2 separate regions of the Homo sapiens genome follow, and region 1 is linked to region 2. A link is an interaction called in ENCODE POLR2A ChIA-PET data of the cell type or tissue named here. Cell type or tissue: A673. All regions are shown on one strand. Each heading gives the region's core, and the rest is flanking DNA. Links, peaks and the distances in the headings are about the cores only.

What was found. Peaks named below come from ENCODE experiments on the same cell type or tissue, not always from the same donor. Only the 100,000 strongest peaks of a DNase experiment are listed, where the experiment ranks them.
Region 1: POLR2A ChIA-PET joins it to region 2 with 11 read pairs; 3 of 35 experiments call an interaction of 5 or more read pairs at or near these places.

The regions. Positions count from the first base shown.
Region 1 is chrX:24,159,987-24,168,123 of GRCh38, reverse strand. All of the region lies in intron 3 of ZFX (zinc finger protein X-linked), which reads right to left. Among named protein-coding and RNA genes, the nearest start is that of ZFX, 14 kb to the right of the region's middle. In A673, for the core only: no CTCF peak of the experiment used is centred there; no DNase peak of the experiment used is centred there.
Region 2 is chrX:23,789,464-23,797,600 of GRCh38, reverse strand. No RefSeq gene overlaps it. Among named protein-coding and RNA genes, the nearest start is that of SAT1, 10 kb to the right of the region's middle. In A673, for the core only: no CTCF peak of the experiment used is centred there; a DNase peak (open chromatin) is centred at 4,360.

The sequences.
Region 1 (8,137 bases), core at 1,863-4,362, 370 kb before region 2:
TTCTCTCTTAAGCTGCATTTCTTTCCTAATTTTTCCCCCATGTTGTTCAATGTTAGCCATCATTTCTCCAGATATCTCATTTTCAAATCTGGAGTCATATTTCTCTTCTCTGACTCTATCAGCCCTTAAATTAAATTCATCTCAAAGCCAGTAACTCTTATACTTATCACTTCCTCTTTATTATCACTGCTACCACTCTAACAAGTTCTCTTCTCACATGCAGACCATGTGGGGCCTTTCAATCAAAAGACTTAAGCCCTTCTTGAACTTAGGAAAGTTTCTTGTTGTTTCTATACTTTCCTCCATTTTCTCTGTTCATTCTTACTAGCATTTATTACAGGATGTAAAAAGGCTACTAAATCTAGCTTCTATATTGCTTTAACTTTTCTCTCAGATTTTGTCTTTCTACTACACTCTCAGAGAATCCCTGAATTCTTTCTTCTAAGCTAGCTAATTTGATCTCCACCCCATCTACTGAATTTTTCTTTAAAAGTTCATATTTTAATTCTAATAGTTTCTTTTCCATAGCAATCTTTTCTTTTTTGGGTGGACACGGTATCTTCCCAAATCTCTCTGTGGATTTAAAGTTCATTCTGTACCCTATATAAACTGTCTCCTCTGGTGTTTCATTATTCAGTTAGTTGAATTTGGTGCCTCTCTTTTAAACTGCTGGTTTTCCTGAAAAGCATGGTTCTTCCTGGTTGTCTATTCCTACTTGTAGATGAGGGTCCAGACTAGAGTTATATTCTGACTGCTGGGGTGAACTTCTTCAGCCCAAGTGATAATTCCTGTTTGCCCAACAATAAACTTAAATTCAGATCACAGAAGTCCTATCTAGAATGAGTCCATAGGCGAGAAAGGAGCCATGTAACCAGCCAGGTTCTCCTTTAATGGTGGAAGAGTATCCCATCTTCCAGGTGCTGGAGGTTCAATATCCTTCAGGATAGCCACAAGCTACCTAAACTACTGCCCCTATCTTTCTTGCTATACAGCACTCACTTTGGAATTTCCTATGGACAAACAAGCAATTCAGAGAGCTGAATTTTGGGCATTATCCCAGCAGGAAAACCATTGCGGGCACCTATACTAATAGGTAAATGGCTTAGCTTTCCATGGCTTTAATTATCTGGCTGTACTCATGGCTTGTTCTATCTCCAAGTGCCTCCCTGCTTTTGATGTTGGTGGTACTGCAGGATGCCAATTCTTGGCTGGTCCCTTCTACTTTCTGAATAAGGTCACACGTTCACTAAGCTCTCTTGGGTTTTGACATTAATTGATTTCCAATTGCTTTATTCAACCAAAAATTCATCATATTCTGATTCATACCACTGAGGTTTTCTTGTTTCTCTGGATTTGTTTTTATATTCTTTATGTGATTTTAGAAGGAAGAAAAAATAAGTGTGTGTGTTCTCTAGTCTATGTTGAATTTGAAGTCATTATGCATTTTTATGTGCCAAATAAAACAGCATGGAAATATGTAAATATAAAAAAAGCAAAAGAACCTATGAGACAGTAATAAAAAAAATCAATAGTAGTGGAAGGTTACAACAACTATCAACACTTAACAGATCAACTAGTCTAAAAGGAAAAGAGAAAATGTATATAATCGATATTAATCTAATAACTGTAATTCAAGTTCCATTCTCTAAGAAAAGAATATTTTATTTTCAAATAGCCCTGCCTACTCCACGTCAAGAAGAGGAAAAGAAAATATCTGCTGTTGTAAATAGAGCCCCATCCTTCCTTGCCCTGTCCCATCTGGAACTTTTGTAGGCTTTGCTCAAATAGTCAAGGCCAAGTTTTTGTATTAGTTTTTCCATAAAACCACGCTGAGCCAATCAGTAATTTCAAGGTTTTGTTTGTTTAAAATCTAAGAGTCCAAACTTTCACAATCTATTAAAACTTGGCTGTAAAATGACAAACCTTCTTAAAGCCTATTTTCTCAAAGCTTCTATTCCTGCTCAGATTAAGAGTTGACACAATACTCTCTGAACCTACTTGTACCAATGAGCTACAAACACTAGTTTTAAATGCTTTTGTTTTTAAGGCTTAGCTTGATGTGAGGAAATGCACACATTCTAACTAGTTTTCAGATATTTAAAGCAGTACAGCCTCCTTAATAAAGTACTGCCATTTAATGCATTCAATAATTTAGCAATATCCATGTTCATTCCATAACATTCTACCATATATCATAATGGAATGAGTAAAACAACTCAACTCTTTGGATCACTCTTTTATTTCATAGTGAAAAACTTTAAAATAGCTTATTAGTTTTTGCTGAAATTCTGAAAAGAAATTCTATTCACGTTTCCTCTACTGAAGTATTCTACCTTTAGTTGCAGACTTAGTTCGAGCAGTGTGAGAAACACTTGATGTAATCAAAGGATGAAGACAGGATTCTGACATGGTATCAAGTGGAGATTTAGACTACATTGTACATGGAATAAATGAAATAAAACCATCCTAGGTAAAATTTTTAAAAGGTTAATTTCTGTCAAATGCAGTACATGATGAAGAAAGGTTTAAGTATCAGAAACTGTTTTCTTATACATTTCCTTTTTCTTGCACCTGCTACCTTTCCCAAAATTGGGCATTTAATTTATCTCTGAACTAGTCATTAACATAGTTGTTAACTTAGTAAGTTTTCTTATCAAACCCCTTCTCAATGAGCAATATGTCTCCTTGTATTAGAAAATCTTTCTGGCCGGGCGTGGTGGCTCACGCCTATAATCCCAGCACTTTGGGAGGCCGAGGCTGGCGGATCACAAGGTCAGGAGATCGAGAACATCCTGGCCAAGATAGTGAAACCCTGTCTCTACTACAATACAAAAAATTAGCCAGGCGTGGTGGCACGTGCCTGTAGTCCCAGCTACTCAGGAGGCTGAGGCAGGGGAACTGCTTGAACTCAGGAGGCAAAGGTTGCAGTGAGCCAAATTCATGCCACTGCACTCCAGCCTGGTGATAGAGCGAGACTCCGTCTCAAAAAAAAGAAAGAAAAGAAAATATTTTTCTGATACTGTATTAGGATTTGGGGTTTTTTTAAATTAGTGCAGTCTCGCTTTCATGTTACTTTATTCAAGCTAATTATGTGCTTTCCTTCATTTTCTGGTAACTAGTTGTAAAAATCATGCCTTGCAGGTTTACAGTTTTCAAAACACTCTAAATTTTTTTTTTTTTTTTCAGACGGAGTTTCACTCTTGTTGCCCAGGCTGGAGTGCAACATCGCCATCTCAGCTCACTACAATCTCTGCCTCCCAGGTTCAAGCAATTCTCCTACCTCAGCCTCCCAAAAGTAGCTGGCATTTACAGGCATGCACCACCACGCCTGGCTAATTTTTTGTATTTTTTACTAGTAGAGACAGGGTTTCACCACGTTGGCCAGGCTGGTTTCGAACTCCTGACCTCAGGTGATCCACCCGCCTCAGCCTCCCAAAGTGCTGGGATTACAGGTGTGAGGCACCGTGCCCAGCCCTAAATATTCTTAAACTATGATCTTTCTTAACATAATTGTCTTGCCAACTCCCTTGTCACTGATCACCAACGCTGTAATTTGACCCATATTGACCATACTATATCTCACCTACATGAATGCATACTTACTATTATTGCTTTTCCTAAATACATTACTTTCGGCCTATGAGGTTCTGTAAACTCAGTGTTAACACTTACAGTATTCTCTGTATACCTTAAGCACTGGCAAGAATATAACACTGGGCCTTTCAACAACTAGAACAAATATTTTAAATGGACAGTTCCAGAATTGTGGGGTATTTTTACATTGATCTTTTGCTAATGCAATCAGCAATGTGTTTTGCACATGGAATTTAATAAATCCTTTAATCATTAAAAAAATAATAAAAGAAAAGAACAAGCTGGGCAATGCAGGGGCAGGTTTGAAATACGCCTGCTTCTCAAAAGACCAACAACAGGCATGCTCCAGGTTGAGTATCAGCAACCATTAATTTCATGACCATTCTCTGGAGCAAAGCTAGGGAGCCAGCTAATTTTTACCCCAAAAAAATCTCCAAACCAAGCTTTTTCCAGGGGGTTGGGAAGACAATAAAATACAAGATAATAATCTAAAAGAGGGGAAGAAACTGGGAGAAAGCACAAACATATACAATTTGAAATAAGAAAAAAAAAAAACAGAAAAAAAGAAAACAACTTGTATGAAAATGGTCTAGAATTCTACACTAGCACAGTGACGGAAAATGTAAATTACCAGCATTAACTCAATAAAAGAAAACCCGATCGTAATGAATTTTTTTTTTTTTTTTTTTCTTTTTTTTAAAAGAGGGGGCCTGGGCACAGTGGCTCACACCCGTAATCCCAGCGCTTTGGGAAGCCAAGGCAGGAGATCACTTGCAGCAAGGAGTTCAAGACCAGCCTGGACAAAATAGCTAGACTCCATCTTGACAAAATAATTTTAAAAATTAGCTAGGCGGCCGGGCATGGTGACTAATGCCTGTAATCCCAGCACTTTGGAAGGCTGAGGTGGGTGGATCACCTGAGGTCAGGAGTTCGAGACCAGCCTGGCCAACATGGTGAAACCCCATCTCTACCAAAAATACAAAACTTAGCTGGGCGTGGTTGCTCGCGCCTGTAGTCCCAGCTACTCAGGAGGCTGAGGCACGAGAATCACTTGAACCCAGGAGGCAGAGGTTGCAGTGAGCCAAGATCGCGCCATTGCACTCCAGCCTGGGCGACAGAGTGAGACTCTGTATCAAAAAAAAAAAAAAAAAAAAAAAAAAAAAAACCTAACAAAAATAATTTAACCAAATTACAAACTTGGTTAATTATGAATCCCAAGTCAAGTATCCGCAAATATGATCCGTCATGTAAAAAAAAAAAAAAAAAAAAAAGCACATCCATGTACATGTACACACACACACACACACACCACAGACCTTGGCACAGTATGGGTACTCTAGAATTCAAGGATGGAGCCAAATAATGGCCCAAATTAATAGGTCAAAAAAAAAAACGCCTGATATTCTCAACAGATGCTGAAAAGTTGAAACTGAACGCCTACTTTTGATTTAAAGCAAACTTTTGAGTCAAATTGGGATAGATATTTTAACAGTTAACAAATTAAATAAATAGGATACACGCTAAAACATGGATGACCTTGAAAACAATATGCTAAGTGAAAGGAGCCAGACACGAAAGACCACGTTATAGGATTCCATTTATATGAAACGTCAGGAACAAGCAAATCCACACAGACAGAAGGTAGATTAGTGGTTGCTAGGGGATGAAGGAAGCGGGGAGAGGAGAGTGATTACCAGTAGGTGTAGGGTTTCTTTTTGGGGTGACGAAAATGTTCTAATTAGTGATAATAGTTACAGAACTCTGAATCTACTAAAAAACCACTGAAATGTACATTTTAAAGGGTAGATTTAATAATAGCTTTATCTCAATAAAGCTGTTTAAAAAATACTCAAGTATATGCAATCTTAAACCAGTTCATGTCAGAACATGTGTTTTGGGATATGAGAATGATGTCAGTTATCACTTTATAACAAAAAGACATCTATTAAACCTAAGGTAAAACATTAGAAGTATTCTCTCTAAAGTCAAAATTAAGAATGGCCATTAATACTATTATTATAGGATTGTGTGACAAATGCCAGCCAGTGTAATTAGGTAAGATGATGAAATAGAAGATATAATTATTACTTGAAGGAAATTAAACTTATTTGCATATGCTATATCTAGGAAATACAAGAGAATCAACTGAAAAACTATTATCGGTATGAATTCATAAGGTGTGCTGGTACAAAATTAATATACTTGAAGACAAAAGCTTTCTCATGTAAACACCTAAGAATGAAAAAATCCCACTGATAAGAGTAATTAAAAACTCTACTGTGTGGGATTTTTTTGTTTTTTGAGACAGAGTTTCACTCTTGTTGCCCAGGCTGGAGTGCAATGGCACGATCTCAGCTCACCACAACCTCTGCCTCCCAGGTTCAAGCGATTCTCCTGCCTCAGCCTTCCAAGTAGCTGGGACTACAGGCATGTGCCACCACGCCCAGCTAGAGATTTCTTTTTTTTTTTTTTTTCCTTTTTAGACAAATAAATAGAGAAAGCAATCTTGCTCTTGAATATGTTACATTAGGGCCAGGTGCAATGGCTCACACCTGTAATCCCAGCACTTTGGAAGGCTGAGGCAGGTAGATCACTTGAGGTCAGGAGTTCGAGACCAGGCTGGCCAACATGGTGAAACCCCGTCTCTACTAAAAATACAAAAGCTAGGCAGACATGGGGGCGCACACCTGTAATCCCAGCTACTCGAGAGGCTGAGGCAGAAGAAGAATCACTTGAACACAGAAGGCAGAGGCTGCAGTGAGCCAAATTTGCACCACTGCACTGCATTCCAGCCTGGATGACAGAGGAAGACTGTCTTTAAAAAAAAAAAAAAAAAAGAAAGAAAAAGAAAAAAAAGAATATGTTAGATTAGTAGTATCACTTCTCCCTTAATTAACCTCTACATTCAATCAAAATCCCAATACACCTTTCTTTAAATCAACTGACCTTGTATGTGTAGGTCAACTTTTGGACTCTATCCTGTGCCACTGGTCAATCTGGCTTTGCGCCCACTAATTTAATCACTGTAGCTTTATAATAAGTGTTGATATATGTTAGTGTTAAGTCTTCCAACTTTTTCTCAAGATTGCCTTTGCCATTCTTGGCCCTGTGCCTTTCCATGTAAATTTGAGAACTAGCCTATCCAAAAGAAAAAAAAGCAGCAGTGGCAGCAGCAACAGCCCTATTGAGATATTTATTGCGATTGCACTGAATTTCTGTATGTATCAATTTAGAGAGAACGGACATCTTTACAATACTGACACTTCCAATCCAATGAACATGGTTATCTCTTGCCATTAATTTAGGTCTTCTTTCATTTCTCTTAGTAAGGTTTTTACTGAAGGTCTTGGTATGCTTTGTTGGATTTATTTCAAGGTATCAGATGTTTTTTGACCTTATTATAAATTATATTAGTTTTCAAATTTGATTTTCAAATTGTTTGCTGCTGGTATAGAGAAACAGAGTTGATTTTTGCATCTCAATGTTCCCCAAGTATAATACAATAAAATTAGAAATAAATATCACAGAGATAACAGTAATACAAAAAGAAAATCCTGTAAATACAAAGTTCTAAATAATTTTAATGGGCAACAGGAAAATTATGGAGATCACAATATATTTAGAACTAAATAATAAAAACCAATTCATGTCAAAAATCATAGTATCCAGAGATAGGGACAGTTTGGTTAACAGATACAAATTATAGCTAAATAGGGGGAATAAGTTCTAGTGTTCTATAGCACTGTAGGGTGATTATAGTTAAAAATAATTCATTATGTATTTTCAAATATCTAGAAGAAAGGATTCTGAACGTTCCCAACACAGAGAAATGATAAATGCTGGTGTGACAGATATGCTAATTACCCTGATTTGACCATTACACATTGTATACATGTACATAATCACTCTACCCCATAAATACGTGTATTTCGGCTGGGCTCAGTGGCTCACACCTGTAATCCCAGCACTTTGTGAGGCCGAGGCAGGTGGATCACCTGAGGTCAGGAGTTTGAAACCAGCCTGGCTAACATGGTGAAACCCCGTCTCTACTAAAAATACAAAAATTAGCCAGGTGTGCTGGTGCACGTCTGTAATCCCAGCGACTCAGGAGGCTGAGGCAAGAGAATCGCTTGAACCCGGGAGGCAAAGGTTACAGTGAGCCGAGAGTGCGCCACTGCACTCCACCTTGGGCGACAGAGCGAGACCCGCTCTCAAAAAAAAAAAAAAAAAAGCATTTCAATTTTTTTAAATAGCATCCAATTATAGTCTAGAGAAAATTTTATAGTTTTTAGTATATATATTATAAAAATAGATTAAATATGAATGAGCTAAGCCTCTAACTTACATTTTTAAATGTCAGAATGAATGCAAATAAAGCAGAAGGAAAATATTAACCACAGGAGTAGAAATAGAAAGGATCAATAAAAATAACTATGTTAAAAAATCCAATAATAAAGGCAGTTACTGGCAATACTGATCAGAAAAAAAGGAACAAACTAACAAAATTAGGTTTTTAAAAGTCATCAGGGAAATCTGTATTTTA
Region 2 (8,137 bases), core at 3,186-5,685:
GAAAAATACTAACACAATAACCTGGGCTGCAAAACTTGTTTAGCAAGTTTCAACTGGAGGTTAATTAAAATCGGCTTGGAAACCTCTTAAAATACAGACTGGCATGTAAACCACACACACGCAGCACCACCTAGATTCTTCCCTCAGGAGCTTTCTCCTCTCCACTTCCCTGGATTTCTGTGGGAACGTTTCCCCAGAATTCCATCCGGTCTGGCGGAGACCATGGTGCCCCTGAGCATAACACAAGCCTTTTTCTCCCATCTCAGGGGAGGACCAAGAGGACGGTGGATAGACAGGCCCCTCCTTCGCAGTTCTAACAAACAGTACCCCGACATTCAGCTCCTTAAGCCTTTGAGCCCTTTTGGAAAGTGGGGTGGTATTGGAGTGGGGGGGTCAGGGCGAATGGAGGATTGAAAGAATTTCCCCCAGTGTTACATGTTTTTGGCCAGGCACAGTGGCTCATGCCTGTAATCCCAGCACCTTGGGAGGCTGAGGCAGGTGGATCACTTGAGGCCAGGAGTTTGAGACCATCCTGGCCAACATGGTGAGACTTAGACTTCATCTTTACAAAAATTAGTCAGGTGTGGTAGCATGTGCCTGTAATCCCAGCTACTCCAGAGGCTGAGGTGGGAGGATCACTTGAGCCTGGGAGCTCAAGGCTGCAGTAACCTGTGATTGTGCCACTGCACTCTAGCCTGGGCGACAGAACAAGACCCTGTCTCAAAAAAAAAGAAAAAAAAAACAGAGGAGTTTAAGTGACAGTGTTCTGGACAGGACAAGAGAGCGTGAAGAGGTCAAAGGCAGAACAGGAGAAGGTAGAAATGCCGCCTGACATTGGACTTGCCCGTAAGAGGCTATTGAACTGGCCAAACATTCTCAGACCTTAGCTGTGTATTTCTTCCGAAGTTCCTCAGGTTACCGCTATTATTCCTTTTGTCTGGGCTTGTTTGGAATGATTGTCAGCTAACACTCCGTTGGTGGATAAGCATCTGTGAGATGTGCAGGAAACAAGGCCGAGTATAATTATAACATAATTCTATAACAACATTGCCCAAGACTGCCTCAGTACTATATGCCAGAGTACATCATGACTATCTTGCTGACAGGCATTTGGATGGCGATTAGTGTTGGATCCCGTCTGGGAATCAGGCTTGAAGCCAGAGAAACTGGAAAATGATTTTTGTCTTTTAACTCCTTGGAGGCCTGTGTGGAAAATTCAGGAGAGCACATTTTTGTTTCTAGCAACAGAACTCAAACGTAATTTGGCCAGGCATGGTGGCTCATGCCTGTAATCCCAGCATTTTGGGAGGCCAAGGCAGGTTGGGTCACTTGAGGCCAGGAGTTCGAGACCAGCCTGACCAACATGGAGAAACCCCATCTCTACTAAAAATACAAAATTAGCCGGGCGAGGTGGTGCATGCCTGTAATCCCAGCTACTCCGGAGGCTGAGGCAGGAGAATGGCTTGAACCCGGGAGGCGGAGGTTGCCATGAGCCGAGATTGCGCCATTGCACTCCAGCCTGGGCAACAAGAGCGAAACTCCGTCTCAAACACTTGCCTTGCCTCAAATCTGCTGTGGAGGCCAAGGGAAATCTTTCCCTTCGCCTTCTGACGGTTCACTGGAATATCAACTGACAAAAGGCAGATTAGTAGAAGAAATGGCATACAAATTTATCAATGTTCACGGAGGGAAATCACAGAGTGATTACTGCAACCCATCCTCCAGGGGGTACAGAGGTTTATATACCATCTTGAGGTTACAGAAAGAATGGGGCTTGGTAGCTGGGTGTGGTGGCGGGCACCTGTAATCCCAGCTACTCGGGAGACTGAGGCAGGAGAATCGCTTGAACCTGGGAGGTGGAGGCTGCAGTGAGCCGAGATCACGCCACTGCACTCCAGCCTGGCGACAGAGCTAGACTCCGTCTCAAAATAAAATTAATAAATAAAAATAAAAGAATGGGGCTTGGATCCTGGCAAAACAGGTTGGAGGAGAAGTCCTCTTCTAACCTGTTTAGGGGGAGAAGAGGAGGCCTGGCTAGCAAAGTGGGTCTTGTTATGTAGATCAAACCTCACAAGTGGTAGCCCTTTTTCAGGCCTCCAAAGGCCTCCAAAGGCGTCAGACTCTCAGTCAATCTTTCCTAGATCCGGACAAGGGAGGGCCTCCGAGAAAGCAGGGCTGCATCAATGCGGATTTTCTCTACACATACAAAGCTCCACAAAAGGCAGCTTTGCAGCTATTCTCGTATTTCCAGCCCTTCTGAATAGCCATCTTGAAATACGTCAAAGAAGTATGTTTTGGGGTGAAACATGTTGGCTTCCTTCACTGGTCTTTTGTGGAAGTGTCGAATTTTCTTGCAGAGCTGGCAGAGACGTGTTGAGACAGGGAACAGTGGACAGGAAGACTGCATTCTCCCTGTTCCTCGACACCGAATCTAAGCACAGGCAAGACCTTTTCCAGGTTTCAAAGAAACAGTCTTAGCCCTAAAGCACCACCAGTGTTTAATGAGGAAACACTACCATGAATGGTTAGTGAGACTAGACCATGAGTTGTAGTTCGTGAGGTATATGTGCAACCCGGCTACCCAGTTCAGATCTCAATCCTGTTGCCTCCTGGTTGTATGACATAAAATAAATTGATTTGTGCTGGGCATGGTGGCTCACGCCCTTAATCCCAGCACTTTGGGAGGCCGAGGCCAGTGGATCACTTGAGCCCAGGAGTTTAAGACCAGCCTGGGCAACATGGCAAGACCCGTCTCTGCCAAAAAAATACAAAAATTAGCCAGGAGTTTGGTGGCATGCACTTGTGGTTTCAGCTACTCAGGAGACTAAGGTGAGAAGATTAATTGAGCCTGGGAGGTTGAGGCTGCAGTGAGCTGCGATCACACCACTGCATTGCAGCCTGGGTGAGAGAACAAGACCCTGTCTCAATAAAATAAAATGCAATAAAATAAGATGGGCCTGATCCAGTGGTGTGCTGCAACCTGCTCCTTCTGGCTTGGGAGAACCTATTGTTAAATATTCAGGAATTTTGTCAGCCAGTTGCTAAAACCTTTGGTACACCCTTAGCGGATGTATTCACACCATGGAAATCAGCCAGTTCTACAAATCAAGGATACCCCACCTCCAGCTGACTTACTAGCATACCACTGGAATACCCTACAATATTGTTATGGGCATTCATGAAATAAAACCACAATGTCTGGCACATAGTAGATGCTCAGTGTAGTGTTACTATAAATATGTCACATAGAATATATTAATAATGTATATCTGCCAGGCACAGTGGCTCACGCCTGTAATCCCAGCACTTTGGGAGGCCGAGGTGGGTGGATCACCTGAGGTCAGGAGTTTGAGACCAGTCTGGCCAACATGGCGAAACCCTGTCTTTACTAAAAATACAAAAAAAGTAGTTAGGCATGGTGGCACATGTCTGTAATCCCAGCTACTCAGGAGGCTGAGACAGGAGAATCGCTTGAACCCAGGAGGCAGAGGTTACAGTGAGCCGAGATCACGCCATTGCACTCCATCCTGGGTGACAGAGTGAGACTCTGTCTCAAAAAAAAAAAAAAAAAAAAAAATCCCAGCACTTTGGGAGGCTGAGGCGGGCACATCACGAGGTCAGGAGATCGAGACCATCCTGGCTAACACAGTGAAACCCCATCCCTACTAAAACTACAAAACATTAGCCGGGTGTGGTGGCGGGCGCATGTAGTCCCAGCTACTTGGGAGGCTGAGGCAGGAGAATGGCGTGAACCCGGGAGGTGGAGCTTGCAGTGAGCCGAGATCGCGCCACTGCACTCCAGCCTGGGCGACAGAGTGAGACTCCGTCTCAAAAAATAAAAAATAAATTAAAAAAAAGATGAAGTTTGTTTTTATTCTCATAAATGAAGAAAAGCCAGAATCTAATTCAATTTCCTCTGACTCCAAGTCAAGTGTTCACCAGACCCAAACTGCCTCTGGACCACGTCTCTGCAAACAGATTTGTTGTTGTGGATGTAGCTGTTTTGAAGCCATTTTTATTGTTGCTGTTGTTATTGATTCACTGGATAAAAGAAAGCAGTATAAACAAACACTGAGGTGGAAGAAGACAGTGTTGGCCCACAGCTGGTGGAACACTTCCTCAGGAAAGCCTGGAGTGAATGCCGCCACTCTCAAGCCCCACTTTTAAAAGGATCTCCCTGCTGTGCCTGTGTTATTATCAAAACAGAGAACTGTGAACACCACCTGCTCCCAATAAATGTTGTTTCCCCTGGGAACCGCTGAAGCTCAGAATTACCTAGCCATTGATGTCAGGTCTGGGGGAGGAAATGTACTAGATGAGCCTGGGACAACTTAAAAGGGAAGAAGTTAACAAAGGCTTCTGGGGTCGAGTCCAAAGGACTCAATTCTGGAGCCAACTTGAAGAAGCTTTCACTGGACAATTAGGGAAATCTGAGCTTCAATAAGAAAAAAATGGCAAGTAATTAAGACACAGGAAATGCTAAGAGTCCTTGAGTTAATAATGATACTTCAGGCTGGGCGCGGTGGCTCATGCCTGGAATCCCAGCACTTTGGGAGGCTGAGGCGAGAGAATTGCTTGAGCTCAGGAGTCCAAGACCAGCATAGGCAACTTGGTGAAACCCCATCTGTATATTATTTTAAAACATAATAATGCTACTTGAAAGGAAAAAAGCCTAATTGGAAGATGCTGGGGGGCACTAAATTCATTCTTTTGAAAACTAGTAAATAAAAGGGAGTAATTAAGCATTTATTCTGCCTCTTCTGGGTGAACTGTGTACCTCAAGGTAACAAAATGTAAGATGGGGGAAAGTTATCTTATTTTAATAATAATAATTATTTTTTATAGAGACGGGGTCTCATTATGTTGCTCAGGCCGGTCTTGAACTCCTGGGCTCAAATGACCCTCCCACCTCGGCCTCCCAAAGTGCTAGGATTACAGGTGTGAGCCACAGCACCTGGGTGGAAGTTCTCTTTATAGAAGTATTCTAGGTGATAAATAAAGAAGGAATGATAGAATGTCACCATTTTGCAAGTCCTAATGAATCAGCAGACCTGAGTATTGCTATTAACAACGGCTAGCAGCACAGAGAAGACCAGGCATTATTTGCTTCTTGAGGGGAAAAACATCACCTATGAAATATTCTTGCCCAAAACTCAAACTTGAATCTGATCAAGTCTTATCTCTAATGCCTTTGGCACTTTTTTTTTAACCTAACAAAAGCAGGCAGTATTGTATACTGGTCATAGCAGGATTTTTCAAACTTGAGTAACACAGACTCCTTTTAAAAGAAAAAGAATTATCCGGCCGGGCACGGTGGCTCACGCCTGTAATCCCAGCACTTTGGGAGGCTGAGGCGGGCAGATTGCCTGAGGTCAGGAGTTTGAGACTAGTCTGGCCAACATGGTGAAACCCCATCTCTACTAAAAATACAAAAAAATTAGCCAGGCGTGGTGGCGTATGCCTGTAATCCCAGCTACTCGGGAGGCTGAGGCAGGGGAATCGCTTGAACCAGGGAGTTGGAGGTTGCAGTGAGCGGAGATCGCACCACTGCACTCCAGCCTGGGCGACAGAGCAAGACTCTGTCTCAAAAAAATAGAAAAAAAAAAAATTCTCACAGACCCTCAGTGGTGTTTGAAATTATTTTTATTACTATAATTATACACTAGATGTGAATATTTTGTGTTTACTGCTCCTCTATAACTGTAAAACCAGTATCCATTTATAAATATAATACAAACAAAATTACCAAACTAATAACATTCACATGAACAATGCTGATTTAATGCGATGGAAGATGTTTTTCTGTAATGAAGTTGCTGCTTGCAAAGGAACATGGTACTGACTGCTTGGGTGGATATTCTTTGATTTCAGCACTGTATGGAGTGAGATGACAATTCTGCCTTGTTTTCCAAAAACTTTTGAGAAGGTTCGTCTTTAGGCACTGTGATATGACTTCACTTGGTTTTGCTTGGCAAGAGCCAAGGTGAACAGCATAAACACAAACTGAAATGGTTGTACTAACAATTGTGACTAAGATTCAGTTATAAGCTGCAAGCTGCTTATCCAGATATCAGTGGGTCTCAACCCTGACATCACTTTTTTTTTTTTTTTTTTTTGGAGACAGAGTCTCACTCTGTTGCCCAGGCTGGGAGTGCGTGGTGTGATCTCGGCTCACTGCAAATTCCACCTCCCAGGTTCAAGCGATTCTCATGTCTCAGCCTCCCAAGTAGCTGGGTTTACAGGTGCATGCCACCACGCCTGGCTAATTTTTGTATTTTTTGTAGAGGCAGGATTTCACCATGTTGGCCAGGCTGGTCTTGAACTCCCAACCTCAAGTGATCTATCTGTCTCGGCCTCCCAAAGTGCTGGGATGACAGGCGTGAGCTGCTGCACTGGGCCCCTGGCATCACTTTGGTATATGCATAAAAACAGAAGTAAATTAGAAATCTCTTGGGCCGGGCGCGGTGGCTCATGCCTGTAATCTCAGCACTTTGGGAGGCCGAGACGGGCGGATCACGAGGTCAGGAGATCAAGACCATCCTGGCTAACACGGTGAAACCTCGTCTCTACTAAAAATACAAAAAATTAGCCAGGTGTGGTGGTGGGCGCCTGTAGTCCCAGCTACTCGGGAGGCTGAGGCAGGAGAATGGCGTGAACCCGGGAGGCGGAGCTTGCAGTGAGCCAAGATCACGCCACTACACTCCAGCCTGGGGGACAGAGTGAGACTCCATCTCAAAAAAAAAAAAAAAAGAAATCTCTCTCAGGATGGGGCATTAGTATTTTTACAGTGCTTTCTAGGCCATTCTAATGTGTAGCCCATACTGAGAATCACTGCTTTTGATTATCCAGAAAATGCTTATACTGATTATTCTTTGCAGTAGAATCACACAGAAACACCATATTCAATCATTCTTATAGAAACTGTGAGGTCCTGTGAGACTATGGCAGGAAGCCCCAGGGGTTTGAGAAATTGGTTTGGAGCTTGATTCCCAGGTCTAGTTGTGTGGCCTTGGGCAACTTAACTTCTCTTAGGTTTAGTTTCTCATTGTAAAAAGAAACTTATAATTGTACCAATCTCATACAGTCGTTGTGAGAATTAGATGAGATAATAATGTATACAAAGTGCTAAACTGAAAGCCTGGTTCCTGATTAGTGCTTAATAAATGTTAGCTCTTATCACTAGTTTTTTTCTTTTTCTTTTTTTTTTTTTTTTTTGAGACGTAATCTTGCCCTGTCGCTCAGGCTGGAATGCAGTGGCGTGATCGCGGCTCACTGCAACCTCCACCTCCCGGGTTCACGTGAGCCGAGATCGCGCCACTGCACTCCAGCCTGAGCAACAAAAGCGAAACTCTGTCTCAAAACAAACAAACAAACAAACAAACATGGCACCAGTCAAGGAAATAGAATTCTAGGAGCAGACATGGTCACCTGCAGACTCAGAGGAAGGCCATGGCTGTCACAGTCAGTGAGGAAGTTGCTTCACTCCTAGCAGGAGAAGGTGGCTGGTTTCCCAGGGCCTGGCAGTTCCATCAGTTGCTGGTGAGCAGCCACCTGCTTCAGTGAACCGTGATGAGCATCATCCATTCTAGGCCCTGCTGGGTCCCCAGTGGAAAGGAGACTCACAGGAAGGGGTAGAGTGGGTCGAAGGCATTAATAAATCATTAGGTTTCTTCTGAATTGCTTCTTCAGCATTTCTGTAAAAAAGACTCTACTTTCTTTCCCTAGAAAGACTACTGTGTGGAATCTAAGCGGTTGATGATCTTGGACTCTGGTTTTCCATGTTTATCATTGTTTGTTGTTTCTTTTCAGATAATTTCCCCGTAACATGTTTTCTTACTTGCCTGGTGACTTCAAACTTTATAGATTTGCTTTATAGTTCAGTTTTTAAAGAGGTCTCTTTGTAATTGAGTTGAGCTAGTAGTGGGCTAATGCTGTGGTGTTTCAGCTTCTTCTTTTTTTTTTTTTTTTTGAGACAGAGTCTCACACTGTTGCCCAGGCTGGAGTGCAATGGTGCAATCTCTGCTAACTGCAACCTCCACCTCCTGGGTTCAAGTGATTCTCCTGCCTCAGCCTCCTGAGTAGCTGGGATTACAGGGGCCTGCCACCACCCCGGGCTAATTTTTTGTATTTTTAGTAG